Regions from separate parts of the Mus musculus genome. Here regions 1 and 3 are each linked to region 2. Evidence: chromatin loops called from intact Hi-C (ENCODE). Cell type or tissue: heart. All regions are shown on one strand. Links, peaks and the distances in the headings refer to the core of each region. The heading gives the core; the rest is flanking DNA.

The links. Peaks named below come from ENCODE experiments on the same cell type or tissue, not always from the same donor. Only the 100,000 strongest peaks of a DNase experiment are listed, where the experiment ranks them.
Region 1: it touches region 2 in a loop (2.4-fold over the local background); 6 of 42 quality-filtered maps call a loop at or near these places.
Region 3: it touches region 2 in a loop (3-fold over the local background); 6 of 42 quality-filtered maps call a loop at or near these places.

What each region holds. Positions count from the first base shown.
Region 1 is chr1:88,282,781-88,293,331 of GRCm38, forward strand. No RefSeq gene overlaps it. Among named protein-coding and RNA genes, the nearest start is that of Hjurp, 10 kb to the left of the region's middle. In heart, for the core only: CTCF peaks have their summits at 2,299 (motif pointing right), 5,029 (motif pointing left) and 7,317 (motif pointing right); DNase peaks (open chromatin) are centred at 781, 2,331, 3,901, 5,071 and 4 weaker places.
Region 2 is chr1:88,003,395-88,013,945 of GRCm38, forward strand. It overlaps Usp40 (ubiquitin specific peptidase 40), which reads right to left and starts at 5,157. Exons shown (of 32, transcript NM_001198573.1): 1 at 5,044-5,157; 2 at 3,831-4,048; 3 at 853-920. The coding sequence starts at 4,029. In heart, for the core only: no CTCF peak of the experiment used is centred there; a DNase peak (open chromatin) is centred at 5,067; H3K4me3 peaks cover 1,558 bases; H3K27ac peaks cover 1,776 bases.
Region 3 is chr1:88,271,637-88,282,187 of GRCm38, forward strand. It overlaps Hjurp (Holliday junction recognition protein), which reads right to left and starts at 5,943. Exons shown (of 8, transcript NM_198652.2): 1 at 5,738-5,943; 2 at 5,583-5,649; 3 at 3,406-3,461; 4 at 1,093-1,129. The coding sequence starts at 5,833. In heart, for the core only: a CTCF peak has its summit at 6,089; DNase peaks (open chromatin) are centred at 2,365, 4,235, 5,985, 6,645 and 2 weaker places; H3K4me3 peaks cover 2,544 bases; H3K27ac peaks cover 2,184 bases.

The DNA of each region.
Region 1 (10,551 bases), core at 558-8,557, 280 kb after region 2:
TGTCAGAGTTGGAATTCCATGCTCCCTCCCTTTCATTGTATAGGTTAGATCATCTAGTACTTTCTGCTTCCTGCTTTATGCTTCTGCAGCATCCACTCCTAGATCTGTTTACAGGCTTACGTTTACAAGGTTTGACTTTCACGTTTGGCGCTGACTTTATTCACGATTGCTTTAATGCTTCATTGTTATCCGACTTATGGAACTACCTGCTTGGTTACTCTCTGTGTGCTGAATCGCAATGTGAGAGTTTTAGACTAGGTTTGCTCTCCCAACCTACAGCATTGTGCAGCAAGTTTAAGTAGGATTCTGGTCATTATGCCTGGGCTCAAGGTCCCCAACCCCTTTCATATGGACTTTTGAAGAACATTCCAGATGCAAACCATGGCGTCCATTCTGAGCAACCCTCAGAGTTATCAGTGAGTCTCATGATGCTCTTATTACATGTTTTGTCTTGGATAATATGATGGGATTGACTGGTGGCTCCAAAGGCAATTTACTTCCATTTAGTAATAACAGTAACATGCCCACTGAGTAGAATGTGCTAAGGGCTTTGGATCTATTGATCTTTTCATTGTCTCACTAAAGGAGGGAGGTGACTTGTGTTGAGATCCCAATTCCGCAATCTGTAACCCAGGCTACTCTGGGCAATGTGTCTGAGTCTCAGTGATGCCATTCGTAAAACGGGGATACTATTGCCTTTGTAGAGTGATGGAGATCGCACCATTGAGACAGTGCTTGGTACCAGCAAGCTGGTTCCTAAGGAATGTTGACTCCCTAACTCTGCAGGCATGGGGCTTGAGAACAGGCACCAGGGAGAGGCTGATTCTCAGCCACACTGCAATGATTGTCGTGGGATGGACAGGAAGGCATGTGTCAAGCCGGTTTGCAGGGAGGAAGAGAGGAGTCTGTAGGTACCTTTTAAACTTTCCATCTGAAATGCATTCTTTTCTGAGGTCCAAAAGAGCTACTAACTTATTTCAGAGAATAACTCTTGGGTCTAGCTTTCCAGTTTCCAAAACAGCAAATGGAGACCGAATGGTTATTAATGCAAATCTGAGGGCAAAGATTTTTAAATGTCTGTGGCACAGGGCCCCAGCTAAATTACTTTCCCTTCTGCTTTTTGGAGGACAGAACACTTGCATTTCCAGTGCCTGCTTTCTGTGTCCTTGTTCGGCTATTACTGCACACCTACCGTGTTACCCACAAGGCCTAATGGACCACTTTGCCCCAGAGGGGTCTGACAACATCACACTTCTTTGCCACAACCTTGAAATGACCAGAACAGGGTACGATTCTTGAATGTTGCAGCTCTCCTTTTTACTGGAGTGTGAGGCTCTTACGAACCTTTCAGACAGCTTTGAGAATCGGGGTGAGGAAATTTCCACATCACCCCCCTTGGGTTGCGTTCCCACGAGGAGCTCATCTGTTGAAAACAGAGACGCAGTTCTGAGTCCCATTTATGTGGTGGTGGTGGGGGAGTGTTATATACCTGTTAGGATGTTTCTCAGCCTCTAATCGAATGCACATCATAGGGAGAGGTCACACCGTGTCTGATAAGGTCACAGAGAGTTCAGTTGTGAAATCAGCATCTGGTCGACTAGGGTGAGCTATCCCATTGCTGCAGAGAGCAGGTGGCAGCAGGAGACTTTGCTCCATTGTTTATGGAGGATCATAGAGCTGATAGGTTCAGAGGTGAGCCCATGGCTGTGCCAGACCATGAGACCTCAGCACTACTCACCTGCACGGATCTTGTCTACCATTCTACCATCCTGGAAGTGAGAAGGGTGGAATCCAGAACGGTCTTAACTGCTATAGTCACACACAGCCCTTGAAGCTTGTGGCCATGGAGCATAGGAGTAAGCATATGTCCCTTTCCCTCTTGGCTGAAGGGGACAGAGCAACGGACAGTGCCACAGCTGAGAGGGCTCCGTCAGGATCAGTGTCATGAGTGTCTTTGTCATCTTTATGGTTGCAGAAGGTCAGAGAAAACATCTCTGAAAAGTCGGCATGACGGTCATGAAGCAGACATTGACACAGTTCCGCAGAAGTGGGTATGGCCTGCTTGGGATGAGCCCTTCACACTCTGGGATGAGCATACTCTCTCTCTTATCTTTGCCTGTACACATGGAGGCCCACTGTATGCTGTGTTAGAAATGTGCTGTCATCTTAGGCTGATTTCCCTGGGAAGAGTGAGTCTCTGAGATTGAATTTAACAAAAGCCATTTATTTGGGAGTTCAGGGTGAGGGTTGGGGAGGAATGGTTGAAACTGGCACTGGGCTGCTGCTCACTCAGTGCCAGGCCACTAGGGGGCTCTAGATCTAAGTGAGCTGCCTCAGGGTTGGCTTTAGACCAAGATGGCAGGTCTCTGGACACCTGCGAGGACCAGTCTCCTGGCTCCATCCTCTTGGGCCAGGGGATCTCTTCCGTGGAAGCAACCCCCAATGGAGCTGCATGACTGACGGCGTCATTGTCACCTCAGCAGCCAGGGCTGCTTTCCACACGCCAAGGGCTTCTCCCTCACGGATGCTTTAAAGGATCGCGGGAATGTTTCAAGTTTCAAGATGTTCATATTTCTAGTTTTAATTATGTGAATATGTGTGTCTCTCTGTGCGTCTATGCACCTGACCTGTGGAGGCCAGAGGCATGAGGTCCCCCGGAACTGGAGTTACAAGTGCTTGTGACTGAGACAGCCCAGTGTGGGTGATGGGGACAGAACTGGATCCTCTTCAAGAGCAGTGCCTCTTAACCACTGACCCATCTCTCTAGCCTCAGTACATTTTAAATTTTAAAGTTGAAATAAAAACGGATTTGGTACAGCCTAGATTGATTAAGTCTTTATAAAGCCATAACACTATCATTTTTGCATCTTACCCCCTTTTTTTATTGTAAGAGGGGAGTCCATGAAGGCAAAAATAATGGTGTGAGTCACAGTGTGGCCCCTGGAGTCTTTCATCAAAGGATAACACTCTTCAGAGTTGCTGAGTTACACAGTTGCCTCCGGCACACGGTTATTCTAGTTTATTAAAAAGATTGCTTTTTCTTCCTGTCTTACTAGACCTTTGATCTAGTCAACCACCTGCCAGCTACTGCTGCATTTGTCAGTATGTCTGTCCCGTGTGTTTGTCCTGTTTCACGCCTTTGTGTGTCTAGTGTTAAGAATTAGCGTTTTTAGCTTTCCAGTGCTAACCAGCCCTGCAGTATCCTACTTTGCCTTTTTCTGACATTGGGTTTTATTTTCATTAATCATCAAAGGAAATACTGAAAAGAACACAATCGGTTTGGTGTGAGCTTCTGTGTGTCCTTGTAAACACAGCTTCTGTTCTTGGTGCCTAAATTCTTGTGAATCAGCATTGACAGGCAGGCAAGCAGACAAACACATGAACAATGAGAGCAGGCAGACACACGTGAAAAGCAAGAACAGGAGATTCACAAGAGAATCAAGGAGCATGAAGGCATTCGGGTAATGGACAATGTAGGTTAAAATAGGGGGTTCCAGATCAGTCCACACACTACTACATGAAGCCCCAGATGGGACCCCAAGCACAGCACAATCCATGTGTTGCACACCAGTGGAAGCACTCCTGTACTTCTACTACTTAGAAGGCAGAGGCAGAAGAAGGATCAGGAGTTCAAGGCCATCCTCTGCTACACAGCAAGTTCACAGGCTAGCCCAGAATACGAGAGGCTTCGACTTAAGAAAGAGACACACATGTGCAAAAGCTAGTTCACTATTCAACCCCAAAGTGTCACAGAGCAAATCCCATGCTGGGAAGCACGCGATGAGAGAGAAGCATGCGCTGCCAGGCATGCTAGGCGTGTGAGAAGATCTACGCATCACCTGGATGGGCACGTGATGGCTGGTAGTGCCAGTGATGCCCTGCAGACTACGGGGTGCTCTCATTCTTTACACCAGGAAAGCTGGCTAGCACCACGGGAGGAGAAAACAGAAGAAGATGAAGAGAGAGATGCATGGTGGGAAAATTTCCTGGGTCTCCTAAAGTGGGAAGGTTTCTCAAAAGAACGACACGCAGCTAGAGAGAATCCGGTGCAACTCTTGGCTGAGCCCTCAGCAGATGGGGAGAGGAGAGTGAACAGCAGAAGAAAGAAAAGGTAGAAAATCCTGCTAGGGGCCTGGAGCCAAAGAGGATCATGGGAGCTATAAACTCTAGTGCAGAACTCACAATTTTGATGCTTGGATAAACCCTGATGAGGGTGACCTGTTCACTGTCAAGGAAGACCGTGCCAAATGCCTGCAGGCTGTGGTGCCCTTCCGACCCGCCCCACGAGTCGATGAGGACCTCTAAGACAGTAGCGTCAACCCTCCCGAAAGTCAGTGAGCCCCTGCTGCCTCAGCCACAGGTTTCAAGGGAGAAGTGAAGGAGCATTGCGTGTGGTGCTAGCATTTGGAAGGTGCCTTCTGAGTGGCCAGCATAGTTCCCGGGGCCTGCAGCAGGGTAAGTGCTTTAAGCCATTCCCGGCTGTAGGGTTTGCACACTCATCCCAAGGAAGGGCAGAGGAAAGCATTTTTTAGGATATCCACTCTGGTCTGGATGAGAAAGGCAAAGGGTCTTCTAGGTCAAGACCGCAGACCTTGGAGTGTGAGAGAGAGCAAAACAAACAAACAAACAAACAACCCAGTCTTCCTCCCCTCAGAGTCAATGCTGAGTGTTTATAGCATAGCACAAGTGAATTTGGGGGCCGCCATTGGTATTATCTGGGGTGAGGATGAAGTGGCTGGGAGGACAGAAGATGGCTAGAGTGATTCAGTTAACATTTGGAGCCAGATTGGAGAAATGATGAAACAGCTAGCTAATCATTTATTTGACTGTCCAGATATGCTACCTTTTTGAGAAATTTTATTGGCTGAAACTAGAGAGTGATTAAGAGTGTCGGTTTCTCTTCCAGAGGACCCAAGTCTGATTTCAGTTTCCATTTCAGTTGAATATTCACCCCATGTAGCTCCAATTCGAAGAGTTCTTGTGCCCTCTTGTGGCCTCCATGGGCACTGCATGCAAGGGCTCATACCCTGCAGAGACACACATAATTAAAAATAAAATAAACCTATTTATTGGCACGGTAAAAGCAAACCATAAGGACTGCTTCAAAGCTGCGAATGCCTGAAAACTTCAACAAGTGTTCTCTCCCCGAGTTCAGCAGCATGAGGTCTCAAAAGACAGCACTGGTTCCCCGGTGACCAAGGCTGCCATGTTGGAGCTGGAGATTGACTCAAGGGAAAGTCATTCTCTGGACAGTGCACATAGACAGACATGTCCTAGAGATGCTAATTCTCAAATGGCCAAAAGGCCCCGCCTTTCAGTTATGGTGTTATAAGTATCCATTTGCCCATTAGAGCCATTCACTGAAGAACTGTGGGAAAGCCCAATGGGGCAAAGCAGGCAGAAGTGGGCCTGTGCTCTTAGGCAGGAACTCCTGTGGACCTTTGCCTTTTGCACTTTGAACTCTGCAGTCATTAATGCTGGAGTTTAGTCGATGACAAAACAAGCCTTATCAAGTCAGCCTAAGAGTTGGCTGACCCCCAGGAACATTGGTCTCAAGTGGTTAACTCCCCTATCAGGGTAGTGATCCCTTTGCAAACAGAAAAGCAGATATTTCATATTAACCAGTGCCAGCAATCAGTGTCCTCCATGGTTTCTGCCTTCACTTTCTGGTTTGAGCTCCTACTCTGACTTTTATTTTAGGATGGACCAAGACCTGTAAGCTGAAACAAACCCTTTCCTCCTCTTAAGTTGCTAGTGGTCATGGTGTTTGTCATAGCAACAAACACCAGGCTAGAACAGCTGTTCTCACTGCTTTCGCCATCCCTCAGCCTCTCATATATTCATCTGTTTGCTTATGGTCATCCCCTCCTCAACCCTACCCCACCCCTGAAAAGAATGGCCAGGAAGCCCCTTCTCTTTCTGTGCCTTCCTGCTTTGAATGGTGTCTGGTGTAGGGGTAGAAACAGTGATATTTCCTCAATGAACAAATGAATGCAAACAATATATTATGGGCTGTTCTAAAATAGGATTGTAAGTCTTGGAAATACATCTGACATTAAAATGCTCACGAAACATTAAAGTAGGACAGAGAAGATGTGAAATACACAGGCGTGAGTGGCCTGCTTTTAGAACATGTGCCCATGTGGCTCTTTCTTCTCCTGGGGCACGCACTGTGGCTGTAACTTTTGCAGTTGAAGGTGTTATGACCATATCAGTGTAAACTTCTATTTCTTCACAATGCTGTGGATGGCAGATTTGTCTTTCTTCTGTTAAGTCTTAGCAACATCATCCATACAACTTTTTTCTCATTAAGTCAAGAACCTTTGCTTTTGTTTTTGTTTTTTTTTTTAATGTATAACTTCTCTATGACAAGATTCAATTATCTGCATCACTGCTTTTTGTGGTCTGGTGCTGTGATTAAGTCAAAGAAGAGTAGCTTGAATGTAAGCCCTACAACATTGGTGAGACAACCAGGATGGGTACCAACAGGGCTAGCGGGAGGGTAGCATATACAGTTCAGATACACTGGACAGAGAGGTTTGTGTCCTTAGCAGGATGGATGGGGGTGGCATGGCTTCATCACACTGCTTAGCCCAGCATGTGATTTAAAATGTTCAAATTGTTTACTTTTTGAAGTTTTCCACGGTAGTTCCTTCCTCCAGCATGGAGTTAAAGGTGGAAGCTTAAGTGTATTTCTGGGTTCTCTCCATATCTATCTATCTATCTATCTATCTATCTATCTATCTATCTACCTACCTACCTACCTACCTACCTACCTATTTACCTACCTACTTATTGTCTATTCATCTGTCTGTCTGCCTATTTCCTACCTATCTATCTATTTGAGGATAATTCATTAGAGTGATTGTGATGTGTTTATACAGAGCATCTACAAGCTTTAGACCCTGGGTTCTTGAGCGCAGTCTAGAAGTCCCAAAGCCTCAGAACTGGGGAAGCCAATAGTGGGGCTCTCAGTCCAGATTAGAGGCTAATGGACCAGAGGGTCAGTTAGTGAAAGTCCTGAAGTCAAATCTAGAAATCCTGGACTTCTGTTCCCAGAGCAAGAAGAGAAGGATATTCTTGGACAGACAGACAGACAGACAGACAGACACACACACACACACACAGAGAGAGAGAGAGAGAGAGAGAGAGAGAGAGAGAGAGAGAGAGAGCCTGCCTTTGGGAAGGAACACCTCACAGACACAGAGTAAGAAGTCATGCTTGATCAGCTCTCTAAATATTTCTATTTATTTTTCCTTTAACAGTGATTTATTTTTATGTATATGAGTGTTTTGCCCACATGTCTGCAGCATGCAGTGCCTGTAGAAGCCAGCAGAGGGCGTCAGTTACATACGGCTGTGAGCTGCCATGTCTGTGCCGTGCCCAGGTCCTCTGGAAGAGCAACAAGTGCTCATAACCACCGAGACATCTCTAGCTTGTCTAGTTCTTCTTTAAGTCAATCCTATTGGCACTGGAAATGAACCATCCCAAGTGACCTGGGCTTAAAAAGCAAGCAAACAAACAAACAAACAAAAAACAATTTTAAAATTTTAATTATGTGTATCTGCTTGGGGGATGTATGCACATAAGTGCAGGTGCTCTAGGAAGCTACATTCTAATCTTAATTGGGATCCCCTGAGCTACAGTTATAGCTGGTTGTGAGCCTCCAGATGTGGATGCTGAGAACTGAACTCTGGTCCTCTTCAAGAACAGAGCTTCCTCTCTAGCCCCCTGATCTGTTTGTCTTTATCTTAAGCTCTCCAATGAATGCAATGTATATTAGGCTTGAGAATCACAACATTAATTCATTCTGTATTTCACAATGCAGAAAGCATGCACCATCTTCAATGTATACCCATTGTATATGGATACAGGGACTGATGTCAAGCAACTTGCCCCAGGGTCAGTCACACAGATAGACTGTAGTGAACCTTACCAGAGCACAGGCAGTCAGACTTTGAGGCTGATCTATCTGCTCCTACACTCTGCATGCAATGCCAGATGCCTCAGCTTAATGCTATTTATTGTACCATTCGACTGAAATATGAACCCATAAGAGAGCATCATATATTCAAAAGTACTTGATAGCAGACAAAGAACTATTTAAAGATGATAAATGTTATTTCTAGTTTTACTACACCCCATTTGCATCTATTCTACTGAAGGAAGAAATTTGAGACTTCATCAATTTTATACGTTCATTTAAAATAAGACTCAGGCTTTCAATCCTGTTCTCCTCCTCCCCTTCCCCTTCCTCTTCTTCTTCCTTCTCTCCTCCTCCTCCATCATCTCTATTCATGTAGCACAGGCTAGACTCAAACTTGCTATGTAGACAAGGATGACCTTGAACTTCCGAGCCTCTCTTGCCTCACTTCTGGAGTTCTTGGATAATAGATGTGCATTACCATGCCTGGTTTATATGGAGCTTGAGATCAAAGCAAGGACCTCATGCATGCTACACAAGCACGAGTCCTATCCCTAGTCCCATTTCTGTTATCTTTCCAGGCGATTATTATCATCATCAACACTAATTATATTAATTTGAAATAAAACTGCCCCTGTCAGAAAGTTAAGGGAAGAAATTTGAATAAAAATAATGCCCGGTGATTTGAACCAATGAAGCACGTCTTGTGTCTAAGCATGTCATCAAGGTGCAGTTTTCTATACTACAGCAAGGTGTCTTTGCTGGCTTGGGTAATATTTGTTAATTATAACATATATGCTAAGCCTCCTCTGTGCCTGCCCTGGGTATCCCAGATTGTCCAAGATTTTCCAGGCTTACTAGAATTTACTTGTGGGGAGCCTGGGGAGCAATGCCATGGTTACCCTCCTAGTGATTCATGGCCCAGAGAAGTAGAAGATGAGACAGGACAGGAGCCATCTTAGAAGGGTCTTCAAAACAGCAAGTGCTTGAGTCGGATCCTTCCATAACCTGATAAGGGTTATCGAGGCCAAGAAAGCAGAAGAGAAAAATGCTGAGGTGAGAAAGTAATCCAGTAATTCACAAAACAAGGAGAAGAAGAAAATGATGAAAGAGCAACCTGCCATGAGGGTCAGGTGGACGGACAACTGGTCAACCACAAAGGCTAAAGGGATTCTGTAAGGTGATTTGGGATTGAGTTTGTTGACACAGCCTGGCAAAAAGGTCTCCCAGTCTTTGGTCCCATGCAGTGAGCTCACCTGGACATGAAAACCACCATCCCTATTCATGTTATGTTACATACAGTCTCACGGAGACATCCTCCCCATCTTTGCAAGAATCTGTGTTCTGTATAGAGAAGCCACTTTAGTTATCATTAATCGCTTAAAACCAGAAAACAGTACAGAGGTAGAAAGAACAGTACAGCACTGGCACAGCATCACAGGAGACAGCTATATCAGGCCCCTGTCGGCAAGCTCTTGTTGGCATCCACAATAGTGTCTGGGTTTGGTAGCTGTCTATGGGATGGATTCTCAAGTGGGGCAGTCTCTGGATGGCCTTTCCTTGAGTCTCTGTTAGACTGCACACAAGGTTTCCCCTTGCCCCAATGGAGGAGCTAGAGAAAGGACTGAAGGAGGTGAAGGGGTTTGCAGCCCCTTTGGAGGAACAGCAATATGGACTAACCAGTAACCCCAGAGTACCCAGAGACTAAACCACCAACCAAAGAGTACACATGGAGGAGACCCATGACTCCAGGTGCATATGTAGCTGAGGATGGCCTAGTTGGACATCAGTGGGAGGAGAGGACCTTGGTCCTGAGAAGGATCGATGCCCCAGTGTAGGGGAATACCAGGTCAGGGAAGCAGGAGTGGGTGGCTTGGTAAGCAGGGGGAATGGGAGGGGACAGGGGTTTTTTTGTAGGGGAAACAAGGAAGGGGGATAACATTTGAAATGTAAATAAAGAAAATATCTAATAAAACACACACACACACAAAGAAGGAGAGAAAAAAAGTACAATACAGCAGTGAGCTCAGTGCTGGATCCGAGTTTTGAATTTGCTCAGTGCCCAGGGCTTGAGCATTCTCCACTTGCTTTTTGTGATCAAATGTGATGAAGGAGCCTGAACAGGGTCCAGTCTTAAAGGCATGGGCAGGTTGCCCAGTGAGTCAGGACAGTTCCTCCTGTGTCCACCACTTTGGGTCACCAGAGATTCTCTTAGAAAGACAATCTTTCATGGGACTGAAGAAGAAAAGAGCAAAAAATATGTTGCAAAAATTCTCAGCATAACTTTAGGTGGCAGAGGATGAGGGCAATAGATGCTCATTCAGGATGGCGTGTGATGGGGTCAGAGAGATGGCTCAGTGGTCATGAGCACTTTCTGATCTTGCAAGAGGAGTCGGTTCCCAGAACCCACATGATAGCTCAAAATTGTCTCTAACTCCAGTTCTAGGGGATCCAATGCTTTCTTGGCCTCCTGGGACATTGTATGCACACACAAGCAGGTACTCACATATACACATAAAATGAAAATAAATGTTAGTTTAAAAAAAAAAGATATCTGGGAGGTGAGTCAGAGAATCAAAAGCTCAAGGGTATCCTTGGCTTAGTGAGTTCCACGACAGCCTGGGATC
Region 2 (10,551 bases), core at 1,083-9,082:
TTACAAGTCTCTCCTTTGCCTTGAAAATAAGCGCAGCAAAGCCAGGCATATTTATAATAGCAGCAATAGCAGCATGGTAGTTGGAAAAGCTATTCTTTTGTGGAGAAAATTTCATTGCTAATTATGAGGCAAGCCATTGTCAATGAAGATGATACTTTGTAATAAATGTTTTCTATGAATAAAGTACTTAATTCTTTCCTTAAAAAACATTTCCTGGACTAGGGAGATAGCTGCAGTGGATAAAGTGCTTGCCACATAAGAATGAGCATTGGAAGCCGGGCGTGGTGGCGCACGCCTTTAATCCCAGCACTCGGGAGGCAGAGGCAGGCAGATTTCTGAGTTTGAGGCTAGCCTGGTCTACAAAGTGAGTTCCAGGACAGCCAGGGCTATACAGAGAAACCCTGTCTCGAAAAACCAACCAATCAACCAACCAAACAAACAAACACCCCCCAAAAAACAAAACAAAACAAAACAAAAAAGAATGAGCATTGGAGTTCAAATCCCTAAGTACCCACTTAAATGCTGGGTGGGTGTGGTGGCCTGCCTTAATCTCAGTTCTCAGGAGGCAGTCAGGATCACAGGGACAACTGGGTTAGGGAGAGAGCTGAAACAGTACAAGAGAGAGATCCTACCTCAATGAATAAATAAGGTGGAGCATGATGGAGGGAGGACATCAACCCCTGGCCTGTACATGCACATACACACACCTGTATGCTCACATGCACACATGTGCACACTTTCCCCCAGCAAACATGTATTTGCACAGGCATGCACACAACACACAAACACATGCAAAAACCCTAAACAAGTCCCAAATATTCTAAGAGACCCAATAAATTATACATTTAGTACCTTTGCATCAGGTTTATCTTTATCCTCTAAAGAACCCAGCTCTTCCGGACCAAGAGAAAATAAAGCTTCTAAACAAAAAAGGAGAGTTAGATATGTAAGTGATACGGCTTCTTCTTAGGAAACTGTTTAAGAAGTCAAGACCCTCATTAAGCAATATCAGCAAAAGACTTAGAAGTGACTAAGGCAATATTTATCTCCTTTATCTATACATTTCAAATTCTTTTAAGATTTCTGTCCACCAGATCTAAGGACAGATATCAAGTGACACTTCAGTATGACAGATCCACAGAACATAAAAACATAAGCAGGCAGAGCATTATGGGACATCCTCTAGCACTATATTCCTGAGGCAGAGGCAGAAGGATCTTGAGATCAAGGCCAACTTGGTCTCTATAAGATTTTGCCTCAAAAAAATCCAAAGACTAAGGTGTAGTTTAAGGGTAGAGTCCATACCTAACACTGCGCCACCCCCTTAAAAAAAAACCCTATAAGCATTAAAAAAAAAAAAAAAAGATTGGTTTTCACTGTCTTTGGCTATGGGATTCAAAAGCTATGAGGAGTCACAGAAGACAGAAAAATGTCACATGTGAGGCTGCTAACCAACCATTCAAGTTATGGACCAGGCTGGACGTCTTCTACCTTGAGACCCTTCCCACCTCCCTTTTTTGGTGTGTAAATGTCTTTCTATGCAAGTAGTAAGACATGGCAATGACCTTACTTGAAAATGAAGTTGTCAGCCCCAGCACTGGCCTCCAGTGTTTTGACACATTCCACTGAGGTAAGTGATAAACGGAGTGAATAGATCTCTTTACTGAAGAACATTGGTGCCTACTCTGCAGAAAAGCCTACAGGGTAAGGAACAAAACCACTCATTTCTAGTCTAGCCTCCCACTGTTCCGCACTGCAATGTACTGGAAATAGAATGGAACACCACTCCCCACAAAGGACATTTACACAAAACATCCCCGTTTCCCTCTTTCAGTATCTGTTCCTCCTTACTCTTTCCAGATTATACCTGCTCCTCTCTTCCACGGCAGGACCATGCTGAACCATGCAGAGTGCACACTGCATCCAGTGCCAAACTACGTGCTTGAAGACATGCGAGAAGCTTACGGCTCTTGCTCTCTTCTCTTCTCTTCTCTGCTTGCTCTTGCTCCCCTTACCCTCTCCCTCCCTCCCATCCCCCTCCACGTTCTCTCCACATGCTCATGGCCTGCCTCTACTCCTCTTCTCTCTCTACTCCCTCAATCCTCCCCCCCACCCATTGCCCTAAATAAACTGTACTCCATACTAAAAGAGACGGGGAAGGACTTGTCTATTCCTCTCAAGCTCCTGGTATTCTCCATGATCTACTTTGATTCCCCCCCCCCCTTCTCTTTCTCTTTTTGGGGTTTTGAGACAGTCTCACTAGATAGCCCAGGCCAGCCTTAGACTTTTAATCTTCCTGCCTTAATCTCCTGTGTGTGAGACTACAGGTGTGTGCCATATAGCTACTATTCAGTTTCTTTTTCTTCATTTTGTTTTGAGAGAGGGTTAGTCTCATGTGGTTTTGAACTTGGGACCCTTCTCTTGCTCCACCTCCTACATGCTCTCAAGTCTGTTCTTAAGGCTATTTTTTTTCTTTTTTTTTCTTTTTTTTTTTTTTTTTACTTTAAGTTGCCTTTACTTTAAGTTGCCTTTTAACTTCAACCCTATTAAAACCTGGAAGGTCTATATCCTTCTTCATTACTGCTTAGTAATGCTGAAAATTCTGAAGAGTAGAATTACTATCAGGAGGCAACTTTATATAGAGGCTGAGGTCAAGGACACAAGATACCACTCTGAAATCTGTCAGTTCACTGCATTAGAATGGCACACTAGATGTGGACAACAGTAAATATGTCCTAAATCGCTAGAAAAATAAGTCTAGCTCAGAGAAACAGAACATTCCAGAGATCTGATAAACGGTGTGGTAGTGAGAACTCGGCATTTAAGTACAAGCCAAACCAGACTGTCGTCAGAATAGACATGAGCTACATATTCATGAATATTTGGACACCGCCCCCCCCCCAATCCGGATCATGCACAGGTCAAACAAGGCTCATGCTGGAATCAAAGGACACAGAGATGCCAATGAAGGAAGCTGGAGTGTAGAGATGGGAATGGGACAAACATGTTGAGAAATAGGCAAGAAATAAAGGCTTTGGTGAAGACTGCCTGGCTTCCAGCATGTGGTTTCTGGAGAAATAGTCTGTCATCTCGGTAACTCACCACAGCCGTCTAATACAGCTAATCTGTGTAGGTTTTTGTTTCTGTTTCCTTTACAAAGCTCCTTACTTCAATTCCTTTGGGTCTTTGAAATTCATAATTTCCAGGTTTTTGAGTGATGAAGGAGGTGTCTGTACACTATTTTTCATTCCTATCAAGGTCTGGGGCAGACAATGCTAACTAAACAGATTAACATTCCTGTTGTGAATATATTAGTGTTCATACTCCTGAGAGAACTAAAACTCCCAAGAAGCCTCAGCCAGGTTAGCTTCTGAGGCCAAACAAATTCAGTACAGATCAGCTCAGAATCAGAGTTCTCTGAATCTCAGAAATGCAGATATGTAACTATGGATGTGTATAAATAATGTGACAACTTTTCCCACTGCAGAAGTCAAGCTGCATGTGTAACCCTGTCTTAAGTGACCGTTACTCTGGAGAAAGATGAGAGAATTCTCTTTATGTTGTATTTCAAATTATGGGAATTAGAAATACCTTGCCTTGTTTTTGCTGCTGTTGTTATGAAACACTACATCACTACACAGAATAGATTTTTTAAATGGTAAGCTTCATAATTTTCTTCAGAGAACGGCAAATATATGTCTTTCTTTGCAACAATGAAACACATATTGTTGAATCCACCTTAAGATTCGTTTTCTTTTATGTTTTTTTCATAACTAATTACATATAAAGCCCACGGTACATATTATTCAAATGCATGTCACATAGCATACCTCTGAATTCAGGTGTGAAATGAAGCGTCTGAAGAAGGGAGCTGAGGTAACAGGTTCCACCCTGATTTCTGATTCCACTTAAATTGGTGAATTCTCTAGGGGCAGGCGGCTCCAAACCTTTAGTCTTTAATTTCTTCCCTCTTCCATACTGACTACTTGACACACTGGAATAATCCTCTTCAAATAGGTTCCCAAACATGGTGGAACTAAACGCTATCCTTTAAAGAAAATATGTTACATAAATGTTTCCATTCTTTAAATGTACCTCCACCCCCAATTTTCTCTTATTATTCGAGCGTAGCTGTTTTGTTAAATCGTTCTTCAGAAAACACAGTAGTTTGTGTTTTGGAGAAAGCGAGACCTGACTTGTCTTTCCTACCTACACGGGGTCCTGATTAACCTGTGTGATCCTGGACAAGTTATTTTAGCTAACATTTACTTCTATGTAAAATGGGGCTGCGTATTTTTCATAGGTAAATTAAACCAGTCACATGACAAAAGAAAGGTTACTGAGTACAAAGGGCTTGACCCACAAGAACCGATAACTATTCTTGGATTCCACATCACTAAATGAGGGGGGGGGGGAGAGAAGGGGAGGAGCCTTCATCAATTATGAAATCTCAGCTTCCCCCATCCCTTCATACACAGTACCAGATCACAGCGTTTCAGTGACTTAACCCTATCACATTAATCTTGACAGTAGTTTCAGCACTTTGGCCCTAAACTAGAGAGCCAGGAGTAAGTACCTTGAGGAAGAAAAACTCTGGTCATTAGAGCCATGGAGTCCAATGGCCTTCCAAAACATACCCAGGAATCCAACTGCAGAAGTGGGGACCTGCGGGAATCTGTTCTGTTTCTTGTGTGGGGAAGGGACATTTGGGGTAAAACGCTGAGAACACTCTCTTAAGTGATAGGAATGGCCAAAATGCAGTTTTCTTCCTTCCCAACACAGTCCTCTGAACAAAAGCTCAAGAAATGGAACTCGCGAGGCAGGCCTCGAGCTAGCTCGCGGGCTGGCTTCCCGTCACGCCGCTCCAGAGGCCTTGCCGCCCACCAAGCCGCCCAGCGCCCAGGAGCGCGACCAGGCGCGCGTCCCCGCGGCCCGACCCCTGACGCGCTGCCAGCAGAGGCCCGGCGTCTCTCCCCAGGCCGCCGGCGTCGTCCCTACGCTGCCCTCGTCCCTCCCTGCGCCCAGTTCCCCAGCCCCACTTACTGCCTATAGCCCAGACCCCCGCCCCGGCCACAGCACAGAGTAAACGAACTCGCTCCGAACGGGCACCGCCATGCCGAGGAGGCCGTGTCTCTGGAAAGTGATTTCCAACCACCCACCCCCACCCCAGATGCGACTACACTTCCCAGGGTGCGTCGCGCCACGCGGAGATTTATGGGTAGTTATACTGCTCTTTTTCCAGACGGCTTACAAGTTAAAATTTGTATTTATTGCTGCCTGCAAAAAGCGTTGGAGCCACATTCTGTTAGAGCTTTCACCATTTAAGTGGAGTATGTATTTATATAGTCTCTGCTCTAGGATAACAAAAGAACCTTAAAACAGTTTTTCCTCTTCAAAGTATATCTCTGATACAAAACTTGTGAAAATGCTCTACGTTCTGTGAACCTTCTTACATCGCCTTCAATCCACCTTAAGTAGTTTATATATAACCATGCAAGCATGTATGCACACAAAACTGTCTGTCCTGCTGGAGCTCTTCGGATAGGTTACTTCCCATCCTTTGCACAGACCCCATTTGTATCTCCCTCGTCTCCTCCAACCTCTATCAGGATGTGAATGAAGGAAACAGGTGAAATCTAATTTTTATTTCAGCTGAGAGTTTAAGAGATGGAGAACAGGAATAAAGATGGAGGGTGATGGGGGTTGAGGGTGGCAGAGTCCAAGTGACCATCAGTCCAAGGGATTTGTCTTTGGAACATTTGAGGGAGGCTGGTGTGGCTAGAACGCTGAGGAAGTGTTGGGAGGAAAGGACTGGAGATGACCATTGGCTAGGAATAAGGGGTCTGGGCCAGGAAATGGACTGGGAGAGTACACAGCTCTCAGTACTCCAGGTGGAGGACCACTTTGCTTTTTAGCAACCTCCCCTTCACTTTGCTTTCCTGGCCATATCTCTTTCTGTCTTATGGTACTTTATCCTCCTATTTAAAAATCACAGCTATACCTTAAACTTTTATTCCCTGACCAAAACTCAACACTGTAAGCCAAGATCCACAGGCATAGGTGGCTTCCCTCTGGGCAGCTATATCCCCTTACACCCATGTGCTTGTTAGTTAGGTTTTGATTACTTTTTTTTTTTCTTGGTAGGTTGTTTGTTTTTGTACTTTATTTTGTTTTGTTTGTAAACGGGACACAAGCTAGGGTCACATGGAAAGAGGGAACAGATGCTGAGAGAATACCTCTATAAGATTGGCCTGGAGGCAAGTGTGGGGACATTTTCTTGATGAATGATTAATGTGGGAGGACCCAGCCCACTATGGGTGGTGCCAACCTTGGGAAGGTGGACCTGGGTTGTATAAAAAACAAACTGAGTGACCCAGAGGGAACAAGCCAGAGAGCAGGGTTTCTCCATGGCCTCCACTTCAGGTTCTGCCTCTAGTCCCTGCCTTGAGTTGCTGCCCTGCCTTGAGTTCGTGATGAACTGTGAGCTGTCTGAAATGAACCCTTTTCTCCCCACGTTGCTTTTACTGGTGGTGTTCATCACTGCAATAGAAAGCAACCTAGGACAGCCTGGCCTCTTTGTTATGTTCTGACTCATAGTTCCATTCTACCACCTGTCTACGTTCTCCTTCTCTCTCTGGGGTCAACTTACTGCAAGTGGCCATACCCCAAAGTTATCTTATCTCTTGGATTGGCTTACTTTCTGTGTACTTTCTCTAATTCTGGGCACTCAACTGTCCAATCCCTCCCACCCACCCCCATTTCTCACACTTTAGGTCTCTCCATAGACAGTCTTGTCTACATTTGTCTGACCCACTTTATTTTCTGTTCCTTTGTAGTTAAAACTGTAGTTCATCCCATCCTTTTGATTTCTCTTACACAATGAGGCAATATCCAAGAACACATCAAAACAATCATCCATCCTGACCAAGTAGGTTTCATTCCAGGGATGCAGGGATGGTTTAATATACGGAAATCCATCAACGTAATCCACTATATAAACAACACAAAGACAAAAACCACATGATCATCTCGTTAGATGTGGAGAAAGCATTTGACAAAATCCAACACCCATTCATGATAAAAGTCTTGGAAAGATCAGGAATTCAAGACCCATACCTAAACATGATGAAAGCAATCTACAGCAAATCAGTAGCCAACATCAAAGTAAATAGTGAGAAGCTAGAAGCATTCCCACTAAAATCAGTGACTAGACAAGGCTGCCCACTTTCTCCCTACCTATTCAACATTGTACTTGAAGTCCTAGCCAGAGCAATTCAACAACAAAAGGAAATCAAGGGGATACAAATTGGAAAGGAAGAAGTCAAAATATCACTTTTTACAGATGATATGATAGTATATATAAGTGACCCTAAAAATTCCACCAGAGAACTCCTAAACCTGATAAACAGCTTCAGTGAAGTAGCTGGATATAAAATTAACTCAAACAAGTCAATGGCCTTTCTCTACACAAAGGATAAACAGGCTGAGAAAGAAATTAGGGAAACAACATCCTTCTCAATAGTCACAAATAATATAAAATACCTTAGCGTGACTCTAAGGAAGTGAAAGATCTGTATGATAAGAACTTTAAGACTCTGAAAAAAGAAATTAAAGAAGATCTCAGAAGATGGAAAGATCTCCCATGCTCATGGATTGGCAGGATCAATATAGTAAAAATGGCTATCTTGCCAAAAGCAATCTACAGATTCAAAGCAATCCCCATCAAAATTCCAACTCAATTCTTCAATGAAATAGAAAGGGAAATCTGCAAATTCATCTGGAATAACAAAAAACCTAGGATAGCAAAAACTCTTCTCAAGTATAAAAGAACCTCTGGTGGAATCAACATGCCTGACCTAAAGCTTTACTACAAAGCAATTGTGATAAAAACTGCATGGTACTGGTATAGCGACAGACAAGTAGACCAATGGAATAGAATTGAAGACCCAGAAATGAACCCACACACATATAGTCACTTGATCTTTGACAAGGGAGCTAAAACCATCCAGTGGAAAAAAGACAGCATTTTCAATAAATGGTGCTGGCACAACTGGTGGTTATCATGTAGAAGAATGTGAATTGATCCATTCCTATCTCCTTGTACTAAGGTCAAATCTAAGTGGATCAAGGAACTCCACATAAAACCAGAGACACTGAAACTTATAGAGGAGAAAGTGGGGAAAAGCCTTGAAGATATGGGCACAGGGGAAAAATTCCTGAATAGAATAGCAATGGCTTGTGCTGTAAGATCAAGAATCGACAAATGGGACCTCATAAAATTGCAAAGCTTCTGTAAGGCAAAGACACTGTCAATAAGACAAAAAGGCCACCAACAGATTGGGAAACGATCTTTACCTATCCTAAATCAGATAGGGGACTAATATCCAATATATATAAAGAACTCAAGGAGGGGGACTCCAGAAAATCAAATAACCCCATTAAAAAATGGGGCTCAGAGCTAAACAAAGAATTCTCACCTGAGGAATACCGAATGTCTGAGAAGCACCTGAAAAAATGTTCAGCATCCTTAATCATCAGGGAAATGCAAATCAAAACAACCCTGAGATTCCACCTCACACCAGTCAGAATGGCTAAGATCAAAAATTCAGGTGACAGCAGATGCTGGCGAGGATGTGGAGAAAGAGGAACACTCCTCCATTGTTGGTGGGATTGCAAGCTTATACAACCACTCTGGAAATCAGTCTGGCGGTTCCTCAGAAAATTGGACATAGTACTACCGGAGAATCCCACAATACCTCTCCTGGGCATATATCCAGAAGATGTTCCAACTGGTAAGAAGTCCTCCACATGTTCCACTATGTTCATAGCAGCCTTATTTATAATAGCCAGAAGCTGGAAAGAACCCAGATGCCCCTCAACAGAGGAATGGATACAAAAAAATGTGGTACATTTACACAATGGAGTACTACTCAGCTATTAAAAAGAATGAATTCATGAAATTCCTAGGCAAATGGATGGACCTGGAGGGCATCATCCTGAGTGAGGTAACCCAATCACAAAAGAACCCACATGATATGTACTCACTGATAAATGGATATTAGCCCAGAAACTTAGAATACCCAAGATATAAGATACAATTTTCAAAACACATGATACTCAAGAAGAACGAAGACCAAAGTGTGGACACTTTGCCCCTTTTTAGAATTGAGAATAAAACACCCATGGAAGGAGTTACAGAGACAAAGTTTGGAGCTGAGACTAAAGGATGGACCATCTAGAGTCTGCCATAGCCGGGGATCCATCCCATAATCAGCCTCCAAATGCTGACACCATTGCATACACTAGCAAGATTTTGCTGACAGGACCCTGATATAGCTGTCTCTTGTGAGACTATGCAGGGGCCTAGCAAACACAGAAGTGGATGCTCACAGTCATCTATTGGATGGATCACAGGGTCCCCAGTGGAGGAGCTAGAGAAAGTACCCAAGGAGCTAAAGGGATCTGCACTCCTATAGGTGGAACAACAATATGAACTTACCAGTACCCCCCAGAGCTTGTGTCTCTAGCTGCATGTGTATCAGAAGATGTCCTAGTCGGCCATCAGTGGAAAGAGAGGCCCATTGGTCATGCAAACTTTATATGCCCCAGTACAGGGGAACTCCAGGGCCAAGAAGTGGGAGTGGGTGGGTAGGGAAGTGCCGGGGGGGTGTATGGAGGACTTTTGGGATAGCACTGGAAATGTAAATGAACTGAATACCTAATTTAAAAAAAGAGGGGAAAAAAAAACAGGGAGCGATGGGGATGAGGGGCTTCTTTTCCAAAGCCATTTTGGTCAGCCTGATGATCACACAATGGAAGTATTGGGATCATAAGACATGAAGGAGTACCTGCCTCACCACATTTCAGTCTGTAGTTGGGATGAGAATACCAAATTCCTGCTGGGAATGTGCTAAGACCCGGTTGTAAAATACCAGGTTAGAACTTGCCTATCATGGGCTGTGTGCAGGCACTCCTCCCCTGTGATGTCAGATAGCTCCAAATTAGGGTTTGGGATCAATTTGGAGGATGTTACCATCAGGAAACTTAAAAAAGAATTCAGACTAGATGATCCTTGAAAGAACTCTAGCCAGGCATAACAAACATTTCATCTGTTAGCACATCCCGTAGTAGGAAAGGGGTTCTTGATAGCCAGTGCTTTACAGCAGTGCTACTTAAACTATCTGGTTAAGGAAAAGCAAGAACAACTCAAATTTATTATTATTTTATCATAGATAATAGAGACTGTATAAAAGAGAAAATTTAAGACCCCTGGTGATGGACTTAGTTGACCAGGCAAGCACCCATTGCTATGAGAGTGTCATCATGGGTGCTGCATCAGCTCCTTGGTTCTGGAACCTGCACTGTGTGCTGGAAACAGATCCAGAACAGCACTGGTTTGGACTTGAGCAAAAGACTTTAAGACTTAAGCAAAAGACTTTGCGTGACTGCTGTTCAGTCAGAGATAAAACAAGATTAGAGTTCTTAGTTAAACATGCTAATATATTGCCAAATGTCCTAATGACTCAACTCGAGGACTAAGTCCAATGTTAC
Region 3 (10,551 bases), core at 1,628-9,627, 270 kb after region 2:
TCATGAGGACCAGCGTGAGTTCAGTTCACAGCACGCATAATGGGTGGCTCACGACCACTGTAACTCCAGTTCCAGGGAAATCTGAAACCCCCTCATGCACAGAGCTTAAAGGAAAGAAGATCCCTTCGTGCCCAGGATTGCCAGGAGCCTAGAACCCTGGGCAGGGAACTATGGCTAGGCAGGCTAAGGGAAACACTGAAACACCCCAGGGTACTCATGGCCCCACATCCAAAGCCGCCCTTAAGGAGCCATTCTGAATAGCTTTGAACAGCAGGGGAGGCTTTGCAGCTAAGTGTTCGTGGAGAGAGGATGTGGATTAATACCAGAGAATGAGGAAACCTTGCAAGCAGCCATCACCACCTTCTCTCTGCTTTTACTTGGGGGAAAAAAAAAGTCTTCCCAACTCCCCTTCTGTGACACAGACTCACTATGTAGCTTTAGCTGGCTCAGAACTTACTACGAGACCTAGCTGGCCTCAAACTCACAGAGCTCTACCTGCCTTTGTCTTGAAAGTGCTTGGATTAGACGTGTGCTGCAGAGTAAAGTCCTAAGGATGGACTCTGCAGCCAGGATAAACCCTGGGAGGACTCTCTGGGCAGCGGCAAACCCAAGCCAGCAAGGGGGAGCACCTTTCTGGAATCTGACTGCAAAGGACTGAATGGAAGAAGCCGGGGAGACAGGAAGAGCACAGCCTGGGAGCCCTGTAGAAGGGAGAGAAGACAGACACTGGCTACAAAGGTGTGTGTGTGTATGTGTGTTGGGGAGTGGGGATAGGGTGTTCCTTTCCATAGGAGCTGGTGCTCACATCACCATCCTTAAGGGCAAATCCTAAGACTCACTAAACGTTAACACCACTGCGTGAGACATGGCTCCCCATCTTCCAAGGACCTAGGAGGACATACTGGGGCAATTTACGATAACTTATGTTTTTAAAAATACTGCTTAGCAATCTAGATAAAACATAAACAGTGAGGAACTCTTGTGGGTACACTGCGGCAGTGGAGACAAGTGGGCCCTGTCCCTACCCTCCCTTTCTAATAAAGCAACACTCATTGGCTCCCAGGACTTGTGTACAGGGTTATCGATACTCACCACCTTCTGGAGCTTGCCCATTTAATCTGTCAATCACCTTCACAGGAGAAACACAAACTTGATTAAGTAACAGAACGTTTCTAGCCACTGTATATCAAGATATTCACAACCCTTGCAGGACACACAGAGAACAGGAAGTTTTATCTTCCTGTACCTGTTTAATAAAGGGCCTCAAGACTCCCAGAGGTAGTGGAGAACTCCAATGGTCACAGAGAGAATGCAGCAGCATTCAGGAACTCACAGGGCTGACCTGGGATCTATATGCATCGATGCACTGTGTGTTTATGGCCACACAGTGGCTTCTGCAGCTCTTGCTGGGTGGAGCCAGCATGCACTGCCCCAGGGAAGCCATTTGTGCTTTCTAAAGCCTGTGATCAATTGCTAGGCTCCATTAGGGCATCAACAGGTGCTTCTTAGAGAAAAGACTGCCACCGGGAATGGTGGTGCACGCCTTTAATCCTAGCACTTGGGAGGCAGAGGCAGGCAAATTTCTGAGTTCGAGGCCAGCCTGGTCTACAGAGTGAGTTCCAGGACAGCCAGGACTACGCAGAGAAACCCTGTCTCGAAAAAAACAAAAAACAAACAAACAAAAAAAGACTGCCTACAGTTTTACAACAGCACGGGGAGCAATGTCCTTTCAGGTGCTAGCTCTACGGGTGCTAGCCTGAAGTGGCCAGGTAGCACTTAACTGATCCTGCCTCCTGGACCCCAAGCAAGCTGAGACCCCAAAGTTCTGTGGTTTCCAATGCCTGAAGGGCAGAACTTTTGACATTCATGGGAGCACCCCGCCCTCAGAGACCCCATATTGCTTATTTGGTACCTACAAAGAGAGCCCACAACAAACCAGCATGGGGCAATGGAGAGTCCACTCTAACTTCCTGCCTTCCACAGTTCTCAGAGTGGCATATTGGAACCAGCATTAACCCTTTGTCTTGGGGGTGGAGGGGATCACCAATAATAAACCCCATTAATACTGTGGGGTCCCCAGCTGTAACCACAGGCTATGCGTGCCCACTTTTCTAGTCTTCAGAAAAGCTCTAGCATTTCTACAGATCTCAGGCAGAAGATCTCCTACACTTTAAACAAAAACCTTAAATAAGTATTCTTGATACCAGGACTACCATCCTATCACTGGGCTGTTAAAGAAGGAGGTCTCTGTATTTGTAAAGACAGCACATTCTGTGGCCTTGACTGAAGATGCCACAAGAACTGGGGCACGCTGCTCCATCAATCCATGGAATATACCAGGTGTGTTCATTTCCACGCCTCTGGTGGCTTCCCCCATGACAGAGCTGAACAGCAATATAAACACAGGACTGCCACATCCTCAAGTACTTACATCTTCACAAAGCAAGAGTCACAACAGAGAAAGGTGCCAGGGCCAAATGCCTTGGAACTGATGAGCTACACAGCCAGTTCCAGGTTAATTTGGGTGACAGTGTGAGATCCTGTCTCAAAAAAAATCGAAAGGCAGCTACACTATGTAACAGCTGATGATGACGACAAGAGCGCCTTGGGAAGGGGCATGAGGTAATTTCCAGACAGACACTGAGGTGGTACGAGTGAATACATCCACAGCAGCCCAGCTAACCTAAGATTATTATAGCCAGTTCTGCCCTCCTATGGCTATAATAATCAGCCAAGGAAGCTTAACTCCAGAACTGCTATTAATGCTGTGTAACTTAATTTTGATGTTCCATTCCGGGCAATGGGTTTCCCCAGGAACCATGGTTGCCTGAGACTCCGTTAGACCAGGCAGCTTTTCACTAATCACCAGGGCAAAAGGCCAGTCTCACAGCAGGAAGGCAAAAGGTGTTGATGCCACCCAGAAAAGCAGCATTAGCTGTATTTACTAGCAGTAAAGCCCTGGCACCCGGAGACCCTCAGTCTAGGGGCACAGAAAGGTGGAGGCCATGCGATTCTGTACGAGATCTCCTCCTCCTCTTTCTCCATCCTGGTTACAGAGGAAGAAAAGAGGCATTGTTTTTTTTTTTTCTTAAAGGAAATGAGATTTGGGCGTTTTTGGTAAGGACCCAACTAAGGAGCTCCCTCTAGGACATTCCCTGAGAGTCCCCAAGCTGGTCCAGCATCGGTACACATGGCTTGCTGTGGACTATGATGAAGAAATAGCAGACAAGAGCCAGGAGGTGGAAGAAACACTTCTCAGTTTATCTTCACACAGGAGGGGTAAGGGCAGAGGAGGAGGTCATCCCATCACAGAGCACACCGGCCTCCGGGCTCTCTGGCGCTGGGATGCAGTCCCACCAACACACTAGAGTAAAGCAGGAAGGCGGCAAACCTGATGGCAAATACCTGAGTGTATTCCTTGTCTTCCTTCTTCATCAGCTTTCCTCCCCAAACTCTCAACCCTTAAGAAACAAAGGTGACAATTGAAGAAGCAATCTGAAATGCTCGCATTTCCGCTTAAAACGCTTTGATGGGAAACCAAAGCGAAGGAAGCGAAAGGCAAGCAAGCGTTCAGAGCAATCCAGGCATTGGCAGCGCCGTCAGTCAGTTTGGTGAAGGAGAAAGTTTTTAAAAAAACCAAGATTGGACAAACTTGTCACTAATGGCAGTCTCTCCTACCCAGAAGGCAGCAGGTCACCCAATTCCACCATGTACCTGAGGGGCTAACACAGCTCATATTCCAAATACATACTGTTCTTAAGTTATATATTTGGGAGGTAGGGGGAGACACGTAGCATACATTTAACCTCATCTTGGGAGTCAGTGCTTTCCTAGGGCGATCTAGAAGCCCAGGACAGAGAAGCCCACGTACAGAGAACTCTGGAGCTTGAAGGAGCGCATCAGCCCCGTCACCCCCCAGCTAGCAGAACCAGTGAGGTACACTCAGTCCTTCTAAATCCCTCAAGGAAAACACAAGTTACTTAGAAAAATGGTGGGTCTGGAGATTTCAGATTATATTATTATAACAGAAACAGAAAAAATAAATTACACAGCACCCTCTATGCTCCAGGTTTTAGCAAGGACACACCGTTTCGTATTTGCAACCCGTGTGGCATGTAACTCCCATACCCTCTTAAAAGCCCACAGGACAGACTTACCATGTCCACTGTACAGACAGATATGCGAAGAGGAAAGTTCAGATGACTAACCCAGCTCTCTGCTCATGAAGTGGAACCAGCATGTGAATTCTGGGAGGTCTGATAGCACTGACCACTGTGGGACATGACCTTTCCAGAGGACACTGATGCTCAACTACAACGGCTAAGTCAAATCAAGGCTTTGCTGAATGGCCCTCTCCGTGGAATTCTACATTTAATCGCATAAAGTGCTAATGTTGCATGTTTGAAACTGAACTCTACAATACGTGCTAAGTGCATGCCCAGGTGAACTGTCAACACACACAAATGATTCCCTCCTGTTCTCTGCAGTTAGCTCTCTGCTCCAGTCTCCACCTTAAATCTGGACTTCAGTCTACTGCATGTTAGGAAAGGCCGCGCCAAAAACGTGTCTCTCAGAACAATCAACAAGATGAGGGATTCATGGCAAGCTTGCTAGGACATAGATTTGTTAACCGACAACTGCAGCCCTAGGTGTCTATGTGTTGGCCAGACCTCAGGGAGGGCTCTTATACCAACTTGTATAGTCTCAAACTCTTCAGCAACTTCACTGTTCTCATATAACTGACATCAGTTATATATCACTGACAGAATATATCATTGAAGACAGATGGGCAGTCCAAAATACTCCAGACACTGCCTACCCCTTCACAAACAGCCGCAAGAGCACAGAAAAGCCAAGAGTCAGACAGCACACTTATGGATTCCTATATTGCTGTGTCCTGATCCCATCCAGAGAAAAGCAACCTCTTTGTAGAATTAGTTCAGTTTCTGCTTATTTAAAATGCTTACCCAACACGTGCCCTGAACAGCCAATAAGACAAAAGACAGACTGCACTTGTAGACCCCTGGCAGACTGTGATCCGAAATCCGATTTTATCAATAAATTCAGACAAACATCAGGGATGGGTCTTAGGGAAGGATACGACCTCATCAAATAACAAACTTATCCCAGTTAGAGAACCGATGAGGTTTAAGGTAGTAAGTACACTCACAACATTAAATAAAATGCGTCAGAGGTGGCAGATAATGGGGACTGTCCAAAACAGATGGGTCTACATTTATACAGCAAAGCCCATGAGAGCGGAGCAGTCCTGGGTGCTGTTCCAATGGCCTGACAGGTACTCTGGTGATGTTATACACAACCATACGGCTTACCCATGATTGTCAACATCCTTATTTTACAGAGTCACTTGTACCGCTAATCAATTAGCTCGAACTTCCATGCCAGGCATTTTAAAAAACCAGGCTGCACTGTGTCTCCAGGCATTTCTTTCAGAGAAATTAAATTGGAAATCAGCAACTCAGGGATTCAAGGTCCCTAGGAGCAAGGGGGACAAATGCAGCATTGCAAATTCTAGGCCCACTGTTCTGGCCCAGTGCCAACAGGAAGGGAGGGCTTCGTACCCTGGGGCGTCTCGTAGGTTAACGTCCTCATCTCCACCAACGGGTCGTCCTCAAAGGGCTGGTTGTACTGCGGGGAAGGGAGAGCTGGTCAGACTCCGGGGCGCTGGATCCCCGCCCACCGCGCCCTGCCCGCCTCGGCCGCCGTCCCAGCCTACCTTCGCTATCAGCCGCTTCATTAACGTCTGGAAGCGGCTACTGCTTTCCTTAAGCTGCTGATGCAGCCTGCGGTCCTGCCGACCCATAGACTCCATGGCGTACGTGGCTCTCTGCCCGGCACTGCACCCGCCCAAGCCCGTCCACAGATCAAACGTGGCGCCCCGCGCGCTAATAGGGTCTTTCAAAAGTATTTACGCAACCGATCCTGCCCGCGTTTCCGGCCGCCGCTCCCAGGGAGCACTTCCGGTGGAAACGAGAAGGGGAGGGACGAGAGGGAGGGTCCGCCGGAGCGGGTGGAACATGCGCATTACTTCATGCGGCACTCCCGCGTCCCCTAGAGGCTTCTGGGTGAGTTGCCTGTCAAGGCTCCTTCCTGGATCTACCAATTTCCCAGCTCTTGGGAAGGCTTGGGGAAAGCCAGATCCAAATAACGGTCCTGAAAGGAGTCTGGAAAGCCAGTGTTCAAAAACAAGACGCGTGTAAATGTGCTGAACGATATTATAAACGTGACAGAATCTGTGATTTTTATCCTAGGGTTTTAAAATAAACTTTCTCTCCCATTTCTGATTATAGGCTGTTTCTTGATTGTTATCTTGTTCCTTGAGGGGGTAGGTAATTTGGTGTCCATTTTATGAGGGCATTTACTTCGATTAACATTTTAGAACATTTTCAGAATTTTTGGGAGGGGTTGTCTTCTGGCAGAGCTGGGGGATTGAACCCCACTAGTTGGTTTTACTGTGACTTCATAACAGCTACATTTGTTTGCGGGTATTAACGTGATTATCACGATATGGGAATTAATGGAATCATTACTGAGTATCAGGAAGTCCCTTGAGGTGCCTCTCTACTTCTCAGCCTGCCCCCATAATCTTTTCATGCTGTCCCATTGAAACTGAGGGAGGGAAGAAGAGCTTCCAGGCTCATAGACTGTGGATGCCCACGCAATGTATTTGCAACAAGCGCGGAAGTCTCTTTCAAGATCCTGGGCTTCTGGGAGGGCCGTCGGTCGTCCGACTCTCCTGGGATTGGATGGCGGTTGCCTCATCCAATCTGTCCCTACCCCAGTATGAACCTGTTGCCTGTGGGGATGTGAGAAGGTGTTGCTTCAGAACGTTGGTGGTGGCGTCAACTAGATATGCTGTTCTGTCTCCTGAGCACCTCCAAGCCTTCCCCATCCTGATGGCTGAACTTCTCTGCACTGCAAGCTTAAAGTAAAACTTTCCTTCCTTATTTTGCTTTTTGCTAGGTGTTTTCTCACATTAACAAGAAAATATCCGAGACTCTGTCAATTTACAGATAATTTTGACTTCACATAGATCATTCACGACTACTGTGTTAGAAAGAGGCATTAATAGCTCATCAAAGTATGTTTAGTCAAATAGGCGGAGAAGGTTTCAGAATACTGATTGTCATTGAGAAAAATCAATTAAAGCATTTACATATACAAAACAGAACAGGTAATTTGGCCCAAATACTTATGAAAGTTAAGAGGGACCAAATTAAGTATTAAATAATAATAAATATAATATTGTAATAATAAATCTTACCAAGGGTTAATGATAAGAACATTTAGTAAGAAAGCCCTTCAGGGAAAAGGACAAAGGTCAGAAATTGTCAACAAGAGAGGAGGTGCAATGGGCAGTGCTCTGTCTCAAAACTAAGTTAAGGATGAGCAAGAACAAGGTCTGAGGGCGGACATAGGAAGGTGCCACATTTAAACCTATTGCTTTGTAAGTTAACTTACGAAAGTTAAAAGGGACCAAACTAAATAGTCATGTCCAGTCTAGGAGGTTAGCATAATTAACAACAGCCACAAATATTAACTATCAGGGTGAGCGTGAGGAAATGGATCTCTAACCCTTCAGGAGAGCCTTTGTTATGCAATGTTTCCAGAGGAAAGTGCAGCATGGTGTAAAATGGGCTTTCAAAAAACACACCGTACTTTGATGCCATGGGTCAACATTTTGAAACCTAAGCAATGAAAGACCTTGGCAGGAATTTAGCCTGGGGGTGTTTACAAATCTCTAACCACAGTATTTAGTATTGTGAGTGTGCTGGGGATGAGAGTGGGGGTGTGGGAGTGTGTGAGGTTCCATTAAGTTTTGAAGAACTGCATTCATTGACATTTAGAATGACAGGACAGAGAGGTCTCAAATGGAGTTTCTAAACATGTTTTGTACCGGTACTTTAAAAGTGTCTGTGTTGTGGCTGGAGATATGACTCAGCACTTAAGACCCGCACAGCTCTTGCATAGGACCCAAGTCTGGTTTCCAGTACCTTTGTCAGGATGTTCACAAAAAGCCACAACTCCAGCTCTGGGGGACACGTTCTGACCCCAATCGGCACCCACACTCACATGTAGAAACCCCCTATACAAATTAAATATAAGAAATCTTTGAAAATGTATATTGTTAAAGAAATGTTAGAGGCTACAAATGGTCAAGGTCTGAGTGCAAAAAATGTTCCTTGCAATCTTGTGTAAACTAGGGAAAAGGGTAAGTAAGATAGTGGGAGAAGAGATAAGGTTTGTGTAGACTCTTGGTCTTATTTCGGCACTGCATGATAACAGGATTGAGATAACGTTTTAAATCACTACTGATTTAATTGCCTGTACCTAGACCCTTGTCTCTGTTAATTTTAAACTTTATGTATGGCCTTGCTATAACTGCATTCTGATTTGCTTTTGTTAAACCACTTGCTTGCTCTGCCTGCCCAGCAACAAATATTGTATAAGAAAGGACTATGTTCTCTACCCAGTGTGTGCCTTCTGCCGAGCAGAGTGTTGCCTGGCCGTAATAAAGCTTTCTGGACTCTTCACTGTTGTGGGGGTCAGTCTGTTTTGTGAGGTGAATTGCCAGTGATCTCATCTGCACATAACATCTGTACTTTCACGATGCGAGTATGCGTTTATGAAAGCGTTTCCAGGATATATTCATATCAACGATGGTGTGATGGAACACTTTTAGCATTAGTTTTCTTCTGCCACGTTTTCCAGAATGGGTGCCTGTCTGTGCAAAAATGAACCTGTGTTATTCATGGAACAGCGAACACGGACAGGCAATCACATATTTTCCCCTTCATCATACAAATCAGAGTCCTTTTATCCCAGTGGGACACACGGAGGCTCCAGACATTTTAACCCTGACTCCACAGAGCTGGGTCACGTTTTACCATCACGGCCCCCTCACCCCCGCCCTACCAGAAGTGTGGATTTCTTCCCCCAGAGAAAATGGGGCTAGGGCTTCGGTGATACTTCTGCTCCACCTTCATGTGGTAGAAAATTGCCTTTTCTCCTCACCTTGGGCCTGTTTTGCAGAACAAACACATTCTTAGGGTCATAATTAATGTGGCTTAATGGGCTACACATTTTAAAAACCAATGGAAGAATTTACATTAAAAATAGAACACAATTAGATCGATTTGGGTGACCTATTTTTAATCAACCCCATTATTTATGGGTCTGAGAACTCTCATGACATCTTTCTCTGAAGCATGCAAAGGCCAGCCCTTCCTGCATTATATGTGAATAGTTTTCTAACTGGAGGCATGAGATTAATGGATAACTTCCCAAACACCCCTTTTCTTTTTTATTTTCTGAGATCACGTAGTTTATACATATTTTTTAAAAATAAAAGATTTATTTATTTTTATTTATGAGTACACTGTTGCTGTCTTCAGACACACCAGAAGAGGGCATTGGGTCCCATTACAGATGGTTGTGAGCCACCATGTGGTTGCTGGGATTTGAACTCAGGACCTATGGAAGAGCAGTCAGTGCTCTTAACCGCTGAGCCAGCTCTCCAGTTTATACATATTTTCAAGCCCCTCAAAAAAACTATCTACTGTAGGAAAGTTCTGGGTTTACCCTCGAGCCTCTTTTCTTGGTCTAGCACCCCAGTGCAGTTCTTTCTTCATCCCACACTTTACTGGGGTGTTCTAGTTTCACTCCTGTTGATAAAAGGCATAGCAACTCAGGAAGGAGAGGGTTCGTTTGTGCCTACAACTTCTGGTAGCAGTGTATCACCGAGGGAAGCCAGGACAGGATCTCAAGGCAGATGCTGGAGCTGAAACCACTGTTGCATCCTGTGTTTATCACAAGACATTTCAGATGTTGATTTTTGGGCATGAAGGTTGAGAGAGTGAGAGCAAGAGCTAGAAAGAGAAAAAGAGGGGGAGAGAAATGAAATATTGGAGCCTTTTCAAACCTCAAAGCCCACCCCTAGTGACACACCTCCTAATCCTTCCCAAACAGTTTTATCAGCTGGGAACCAAGTATTCAAACATATGAGCCTATGATGGCCATTCTCATCCTTTTTTTCTTTTTCTTTCTTTTTTTTTTTTTGGTTTTTCGAGACAGGGTTTCTCTGTGTAGCCCCTGGCTGTCCTGGAACTCACTCTGTAGACCAGGCTGGCTCAAACTCAGAAATTTGCCTGCCTCTGTCTCCCAAGTGCTGAGCTTAAAGGCATGCGCCACCATGCCTGGTGGCCATTCTCATTCTTAAATGGAAAAAGTAGCTGAAGATTGAATTTCTACAAAAACAGTAAGGTTTACATTTCAGAGTCTCTCTTTGTGTGGCTGCTCTGTAGTGTGTTGACTTGACCCCTAATGTCATGAACATCTTGGTAGTAAAATGTTCTACCTGTGACCAGCAAAGACAGCCAACTCTTTACCTTGTAATTTCGTTCTGTCACTAGGTATTGGATGGCCTTTGGTTAGTTATAACCACTGTTTGAGTTCCAAGGAAAATAGGGCCAAGAGGAGATCTAGTCTGCCCAAAGTGGGTGTGTGGCATAGTATAGTCATTCCTATGTA